Regions from separate parts of the Mus musculus genome. Here region 1 is linked to region 2. The links are chromatin loops, found by intact Hi-C in ENCODE. Cell type or tissue: heart. All regions are shown on one strand. Region 1 overlaps Cwh43 (cell wall biogenesis 43 C-terminal homolog). Region 2 overlaps Sgcb (sarcoglycan, beta (dystrophin-associated glycoprotein)).

Region 1 (4,000 bases), 210 kb after region 2:
AGGTAACCAACTTCCCTCAAAATATCCCCAAACAGGGTACTAAACCAGAGCTATTTCTGTTGGGAAAAGGTTTAAATTTTCACAATGAACAAGACGTAGATCCACACTTCAAACTGGGCTTGACAAACGCTTGACTGAGAAAAACCTTTCTGTAAAAACCAGTGAGTCAGTCTCATTCAAACATCTTCCTTAGGGCTGCAGAGATAGCTTTGCACTTAAGAGTACTCGCTGCTCTTGCAGACAAATGGAGTTTGGACATGTCAGGCATCCATGTCAGCCAGCTCACAACCACCTGTGACATCACCGTCAAGGCATCTGTTACACTCTTTTGGCCTCCTCTGGCTCCCACCCTCACATGGACATCCCCACTCACAGGGACACACATACACATAGTTAAAAATAAATCAAATCTTTACATTTCTATTCCAAACACGGAATCTGTTCAACTTTTTTTCAGTATTAACAAATCATGGCAGGTACGGAGACGTGGCTCAGAGGCAGAACGCTTGCCAACACACACACACACACACACACACACACAAAGGCTCTGCGTGTACTCTCAACATTCCGAGTAAATTTAACACACAGTGAAAGAAGAAAGTGTGGCAGTGACGTGAGATCCGGTTGTTAGGATCACAGCTAAAGAATGAATACCAAAGTAAAGGATCCAGGGCACTCATAAGAGGGAGGGATGTAACCTTCACAGAACAGCCTGGGCTTGTGTAGCCTACACCCTTACTTCAACGGAACATTTTTTGAATGTCTCCTCTGCTCTCTCGCCCAAATACTGACTGGGTATCTGGCTTTTAGTAGACTAATTACTGTAGGTATGAACAGAAAAATAGGCAAGTACATTGAGCTTTCAAGGGACTTACAGATCCAGAAAAAAACCTCGCTTTTGATAGGACCTATCAAGAGAATAGAGGCACCTCAGGAACTTCAAACAAAGTGAATTTAATACAGGGAGTTGGGCTGGGCATGGTGGCGCACGCCTTTAATCCCAGCACTCGGGAGGCAGAGGCAGGTGGGTTTCAAGACCAGCCTGGTCTACAGAGTGAGTTCCAGGAAAGCCAGAGCTACACAGAGAAACCCTGTCTCGAAAAAAAAAAAAATACAGGGAGTTGGTTACTTGAGTGATGAGAAGCCAATCAGGGAGCAGAGATACAATCAGAGGTTGGCAGCACTAGAAGACGGACAGACAGAAGTGACACTACAGAGTCAGTAGGAAGTAAACTCTGGCTAGAGGGGGGTGGGCTAATGCAGGGGCTGCCGCCATAGAAAAGACTCTACTGCCAGAGAAACCAGAAAAGGGGTAAGACATGCTCTGGCTTCTCCCTTTTGTCATCTTCCAACCTTGTGCCTTTTGTTGACTAAATCCACCTAGAAAGCAGAAGACAAAGGACTCTGGGAAATGCCATTCCTTGCACTGTAAAGACACCGGTGGGTGCAAGGAATAGATCCATGCGTAGTTGACAAACAGAGGCATTTTCCTAGAAAGATGGGGGAGTGTTACAGGAACAGAGCGAGATGGGGGAAGATCACTGGGAACCAAGAGGACTGGAGAGATCTGAAGGAGACTTGAAGACAGGAGCTAGCAGAGAACAGGTGCTGGATGGCCACTGTTAGCTAACACTGTTTCAAAATTGTTTGTGAAAATGTGTGGAAAGAAGGGAATGTCACTTAGTGCCCTTGGATCCCAGCAGTACATCTATTTGTGCCAATGACTCTGTAAGGACAGGGAGTGTTGTTGCTGCTGCTGTTGTTCCTATAGTCTGGTTTCACATGTAGATCCAAGCACTTCTGAATCCAAGCACATTTGTTCTGAATTCTTCCTAGTTGTGTGACCCTGACGGTCCACATCATCTAACCTCTCTCCACCTAGTGTCTTTATCTATGAAAAGGACCTTAATATGGCACTTTGCCCATACTACATGAAGATTAAACATGGTCACACATGTATGAAGAACTACCACCCAAGAAACAGTCATGGGCTCATATGGCCATTTGCATCCCAGATGCACAAACAACCAGCAACACAGGGACAATAATCTAAGGATTTTTGTTTTGTTTGTTTGTTTTGAGATAGGAAGTCAAAAAGGCTACTTCATTTTTAAAAAAATCAAAGTGATATATATGTTAATAGTATTTCCTGGCATTTGTATACTATCAAGTAATCCAAAGAAACTCACTCATGATTCCCAAAGTGTGTCACCACAAAATCCACCAGTCTGTTGGAGACGTTAACTGTCATGGTTATGGCTGGTGCGATCTCGCCCTCTGGCGACGGAAGAAGGTGATGTTCCGATCTGACAATCGGGTACCGAGACAGCACCATAATCCTGTAGAAATGAGAAAAAGCAGAGCAGTTTGATTCTCAGGCTGTCATGAAGATGAGACAAAGGAAGTGCATTCAAAGGCCATGTCACGTGGCAGCTATCCACCGAGGGGCACTCAGAGCAGGAGTGTGGTGAAGACTCCTGTGGAAATCTGATCGCTGGTTCACTGCCTCTTCCTATTCAGCCTGTCTTGCTGTGTTCATCACAGGACCAGAAGCGTTGCGGCAAATGCCATGGAGGCGTGAAACCAGCATCATTGATAAAATGAAAAACCCACCTGGCTTGTGCTGTTACTGTAACAACATCCCAAGGCCACTACCATGAGCTCTCTCTCTCTCTCTCTCTCTCTCTCTCTCTTTCTGCCCCTTGTTTTCTCCATGCATAGTGTGGATCACAGTCTCAGACTATCTGGTTTATTTCTTTGTGAACGTGTTTCTAGTTGTCCTTCAGTCTCTGCAAAGGACTGGTTCCAGGATACCCACAAAAACACACATGTTCAGATGTTCACCCTATGTAAAATCATATCACATTTACATACAATCTGTACACGTCTTCAGCTGCGTGTATTAACTCATTTCTAGGCTGTCTTATAGCCTCTAAATTAAGGCCCATACATTACTTGAATCTAATAGAGTTCATAATGAGTGGCAAATCCAGGTCTTACCTTTTTGGAAACTTTCTATTTTTTACAGACTTTTATTTACTTATTTATTTGTTTATCTATCTACTTACTTATTTATTGGGGACTGGGTATGCACCTGTCTGTGCTCACAGGGGCCAAAAGAGGGAGTCAGCTCCCTCAGAGCTAGAGTTTTGGTATTTGCAGAGACGCTGAATTTGCTATGTGTGGTGGGATCTTAACTCTGGTCCTCGTGAATGCACAGCAAGTGCCTGGAGCCGCCCAGCCATCTCTCTAGCCCCAGTCTTTGGAGCGCTCTAAACTTTTTCAAATATGTTCAATGTCAAATTGTTTGAATGCAGGAGCAATGACGCTAAAGGCCAGGCCAACTGTGTTCTTGTCTTTTACACTACAATGTAAGTTACCTGAAAATATTAGACAGGCCCAACATTACAACTTCACCCCAACCTTGAAGAACTGATCTGTATGAAGAAGCAGTAATGTCCAGCCCTCAGGAGTCACTGTGAAAATCCATGGCTACGCACAGTGTTAGCACTCCCCTGCCACTGAGTCACTGAGACATGGTCACAGGACAATGTCAACTTCCCAGCCCAAGCCACAACTGCTGCTTCTTCGCATTAATTCCGAAGCTACACTCACCCCCAGGTGTGATCCCTGGTGCTTGGCCCAAAGTCTGTGTAGAAACCCAGCTTCTCCCCCAGCCACATTGTTAAGTCGTTGTTCCCTATATAGGGCTTGGAAGCATCGCTCTCCAAAATGGTGATAAAATCTGCACCTGTTTGGGGGAAAGGGGACGGAAAAGCAGCCAGAAAGGAAACCACAATATAAAAAGCAATTAGCAAGAACTTGATGGATTTCATTATTGTTTTGTTTTGTTGGGGCAAGGGCTGGCCTCAAACTCATGATTTTCCTACTTCTTCCTCCCAAGTATAGATGTATACCACCACGCCCAGCAGAATGCTATTATTATTGAGCCTTGCCTTCACTCATAAACCCCAAAATAATTCATTCTTATGTGTCACCA
Region 2 (4,000 bases):
GGGAGGACTTAGGCCACCTGACAACCTGACTTTCAGACCATTGGAGGGCTGCAGCCCTGGCCTTAGCCTGCACACACACTAATAAGTCCTCTCTTTGTGTTAATCCCCACAATTATAAGCCTGCCTTGCATAGTCCAGAGTTGAGACACCCCCTTCTCTATGATAACGATTCTCTCATTACCCACAAGCTCGCCTTAGCATGTGCTTTCATTTTTAGATTACCAGCAATGCTACCAGTGACTTAAACATCAAAGTCGATGGGCGTGCAATTGTGCGAGGCAACGAAGGCGTCTTCATCATGGGCAAAACCATTGAATTTCACATGGGAGGAGATGTGGAGTTAAAAGCTGTGAGTATTTTTTCCTGTGTGAATTTAAGATAATTAATTTTGGAATAGTATATAATTACATGTGGAGTAGTATGTGGAAAATGATTTTTTGTCATGATGAGATGTTCAAAATGGATTGTGAAATGAAAGAAAATTATAAAATAATTTATAAGATATTTCATTTCTTTCAGAGCATGTGCAGTTTATAAAATCTGGAAGAATAGAGTAAAATAATAATGTTTAGCTAAGAGTGGTAGAATAACAGGTGATTTGATTTGTAAGTGTGCTTGTTTGCATTTTTATGTTATTTTAAAAGGAGAAAAGCCATAACCCAAGCAGCCCTTCTGAGAGAGAATTCTAGGAGATCTAACCATGTGTCCCTGACGTCGCTGCTGTTGTTCCACTGTAGGTTATTCCTGTTCGTTTCCAAGCTTTGTGACCAAAGCTGTAAGAAGAATACTTGAATGGGGCCACATGCTGTTATCTGACACCTGTTAGCTGTGAGGGAGAAAGTCTGTCATCACTGTGACCCCAGCTTCACAGGTCTCCCCAAAGCTTCAGTCAGCCTCCTACTTCATACAGAGCAGCTGCAGCCTGCACCCTGCTTACTGGCCTGGACTTTCAGCTAGAATGGAGTTACCCGCTTGCCTCTGGGCACCTTGCTCATCTTGCTTCCCTAGGGCTGAGGAAATTTGTGCTACCAAAGAGCATAAGGCACTAGCAGCCTGAGCACTTAGAAGTCATTCTCCCCTATCAAAATAAGTTCAGTGTTATAATTCGTAGAAATAATAAACCTTAGGAAGGAAAGTAGGTGTTTCACTTTGGCAGTTCCCCAACTGTTTAATCCCATCTCGGGATGATAAGATGAGCATAAGCTATAACTCCTGCCAGAGGCGCCGCAGCCGCCCTGAGGAGGTTTCCACGGCGCTGTGGTAGGGCGCTCTCTGAGGAATGACAAGCAGCCACGCCTGAAGCTTGCAGTTGACACTGAAGGTCAGAGAAGGGAGGTCTGAGGCCTTTGTGTAGAGAACGTGTGTGAGTTACCTGAATCTTTCATTCTGCCCTCCAGAAAAGTCTTGCCCCACTCCACCTTGTCAATGTGACAGGTCATGAAATAGTCTGAAGTACCCATACCTACTAATTTCTAATTTGTATTGAAAAATACTCAGCTTTGTAAGTCAGTTGGTATCGATCATTCGAGTGCAAGCTAATCATTAGCAATAATTTTGCCGCACTACTTCCTAAATGTTAACTTTCACTTTTATTTTAATTGGCATGTAATATTCTTACTTCTGTGGAACATTGTATGTTTTGATGTATGTGCACATGATCAAATTAGAACAGGCAGCATGCACATTACCTCAGATATCTTCTAAGGCTCTTAGACAAAGAACATTCAAACCTATCTCTCCTGACTCTTAGTGCACAAATACTGTTAACACTGGGTACTGAATGCTCGGCAAGAAATATTTTCAAGAAAGTAAAACTAAATGACCACAAGATGGCAGCATAGAAACAAAATCTGAAACAGCCCTCACCACTGCATCTCCCACATGCAACTTTCAGAATAATATTGAGTGCTTTGTTCTGAAAATTTGCATGTTCTGCCAGTAAAATCCATGCTGGTATTCCAAATTAAATAAGCTCTGGAATATGAAATGGTTCCATTCCAAACGTTCCAGGCAAACGCCTGTACATAACAGTGACCATTCTATTCTGCCCTCTGACAGTCTTAAGCCCCTCCCTAAAGTGACGACCCCCATGCTTAAAACCTCTGCGTTGGCCTTTCCTGTTCAGGAGGGTTCTCTAGTCCAGCTGCCTGCCTCCTTTCCCCACTTCCACACCCACAGGCATCTGAACTCCTCAAGTGTGACATCCTGATGTCCTGGCTCCTCAGCAGACGTGCATTTCTATCTGTGCTCGGCCCAACTGCCACTGGCAAAGCTCAGCTCCACCTGAAGGGCCCTGCAGCCCCCAGCTGCTTCTCGCCAATGCAGCTTCTGTCTGTGTGCAGGCTATTGCACTTCCCAGACTGTTGGAGCAGCCTGCTGGCTCCCTTTTGCTGTTCGCCCATTAGATACGAGCTGCTTCTCTACCCAGAAACTTGTAGCCACCGACATTTTCTATGAGATGGAGTCTCACCTGCACCTTAGGCTGGCCTGGGCTCAAATCCTCCTGCCTCTCAAGTGCTGGATCGGAACGCTGGGATATAGATTTGTGCCACAGCGCCTGCTTCAGACCTTTTAAAAAGACCCATCTCTATCACCCTCTAAGTGAGCTTCCCTTCCAGATAAAGCCCTAAGTCTATCAGCTCAGCCCCCACTATTTATAGGTCTGCCCCCACTATTTCTTTGTCTCACATCCTTCTGAGCCCCTTTCCCTTAACTTCTGAGCGTCCTGTACCCTGAACCTACATAAGACACACCCTCACTGTGGCCTCCACTGGCGAGCCTTCCCTAGTGACCCACATGCCCCACTCACTCACACCTCCACTTCTGTTGGGATGCAAACGACTGTCTCTGGCACCTTGTGTAAACTGCAGTCCTCAGCCACCCACCCTCTGTTCACCCTGCTTGTCTTCCCTTGTAGCATTTATGCCCCCGCATGCCCTAGAGTTTCCTGTGCTGACTTATTATCTGCCTCCCTCCAGTGAACAGCACTCTATAAGAACAAACTTGGCTGTTGAGCCCATGTTCACTGTCATCGCCCCAGTGCCTAGGATGGCGTCTGGCAGGTGACAGCATTTAGTCATTATTTGTTAAATGGGAGAGAAGAAAGGAGAGGAGGAGGGGGGGAGACAAGAAGAAACTTACTAGTCTCTTGGGAGGCTGAGATGGCTCAGTTGGAGAAGTGCCTCCAAACAAGCAAGGAGACCTGAGTTCAGAACCATCCATCACACACCCAAGTAAAAAGCCACGCATGACTGTGCCACGAGCCTGTAATCCTGCTGCTAAGGCTGTAGAGGCAGACGGATCAGACAGAGTAGCTGACTTGCCGAGCTCCAGATCCAGTGAGAGAGACAGAGACAGAGACAGAGACAGAGACAGAGACAGAGACAGACCTTGCAATAAGGAGTATGATAGCCACTGACAAAGGCATACATGTTCAACCTCTGAGCTCCATGTGTGCACATGCTCACACAAATGCTTGAGAGCGCGCGCGCGCGCGCGCACACACACACACACACACACACACACACGGTCTTAAGAGTGTACAGATGAGAATGATTCTGTAGCTATGAGTTTAAATAAGAAACCCTCAGTTTTTTTTGAAGGCCTAGTCTGATAAACTACATAGTTTTAATATTTAATTGAATTTCTACTAACTAAATTTAATTTCCTATAAGAGAAAAATACTCTTCTCCCCCAATCAATATCAACATCAGTCAATAAGTAAAAATTCTCTGGAGTCAAAAAGTGAAACTTACCCAAGACTTTGTCACTGTGCACAGGCTGTGATCTTGACTCGTGCTGGCGTGCTGAGTTGTAGGTTTGTGGATGTACAATATGGGCTGACTGGGCGAGGGGTCGCCTTTGAATCCTTGTGTGTATTGTGACTTTGCTGTGCCACAGTTGGTTTGATCATGGCTTTACTCTCTGACTGCCAACTCCTCCTCCTGCTAGTTCCTAAGTCCTGTCTAGTTTAGTGTCTCTCTTTCGTGCCCGCTGGTGG

Evidence for each region. A loop is a pair of places that touch in the nucleus more often than their neighbours do. Peaks named below come from ENCODE experiments on the same cell type or tissue, not always from the same donor. Only the 100,000 strongest peaks of a DNase experiment are listed, where the experiment ranks them.
Region 1: it touches region 2 in a loop (6-fold over the local background); 40 of 42 quality-filtered maps call a loop at or near these places.

Annotation. Positions count from the first base shown.
Region 1 is chr5:73,430,163-73,434,162 of GRCm38, reverse strand. Cwh43 (cell wall biogenesis 43 C-terminal homolog) reads right to left here. Exons shown (of 16, transcript NM_181323.2): 11 at 3,616-3,751; 12 at 2,190-2,339. Among named protein-coding and RNA genes, the nearest start is that of Cwh43, 26 kb to the right of the region's middle. In heart, a CTCF peak has its summit at 2,278; a DNase peak (open chromatin) is centred at 2,282; H3K27me3 peaks cover 435 bases.
Region 2 is chr5:73,635,732-73,639,731 of GRCm38, reverse strand. Sgcb (sarcoglycan, beta (dystrophin-associated glycoprotein)) reads left to right here. Exons shown (of 6, transcript NM_011890.5): 5 at 218-349. Among named protein-coding and RNA genes, the nearest start is that of Lrrc66, 5.3 kb to the right of the region's middle. In heart, a CTCF peak has its summit at 1,824 (motif pointing right); no DNase peak of the experiment used is centred here; H3K27ac peaks cover 275 bases.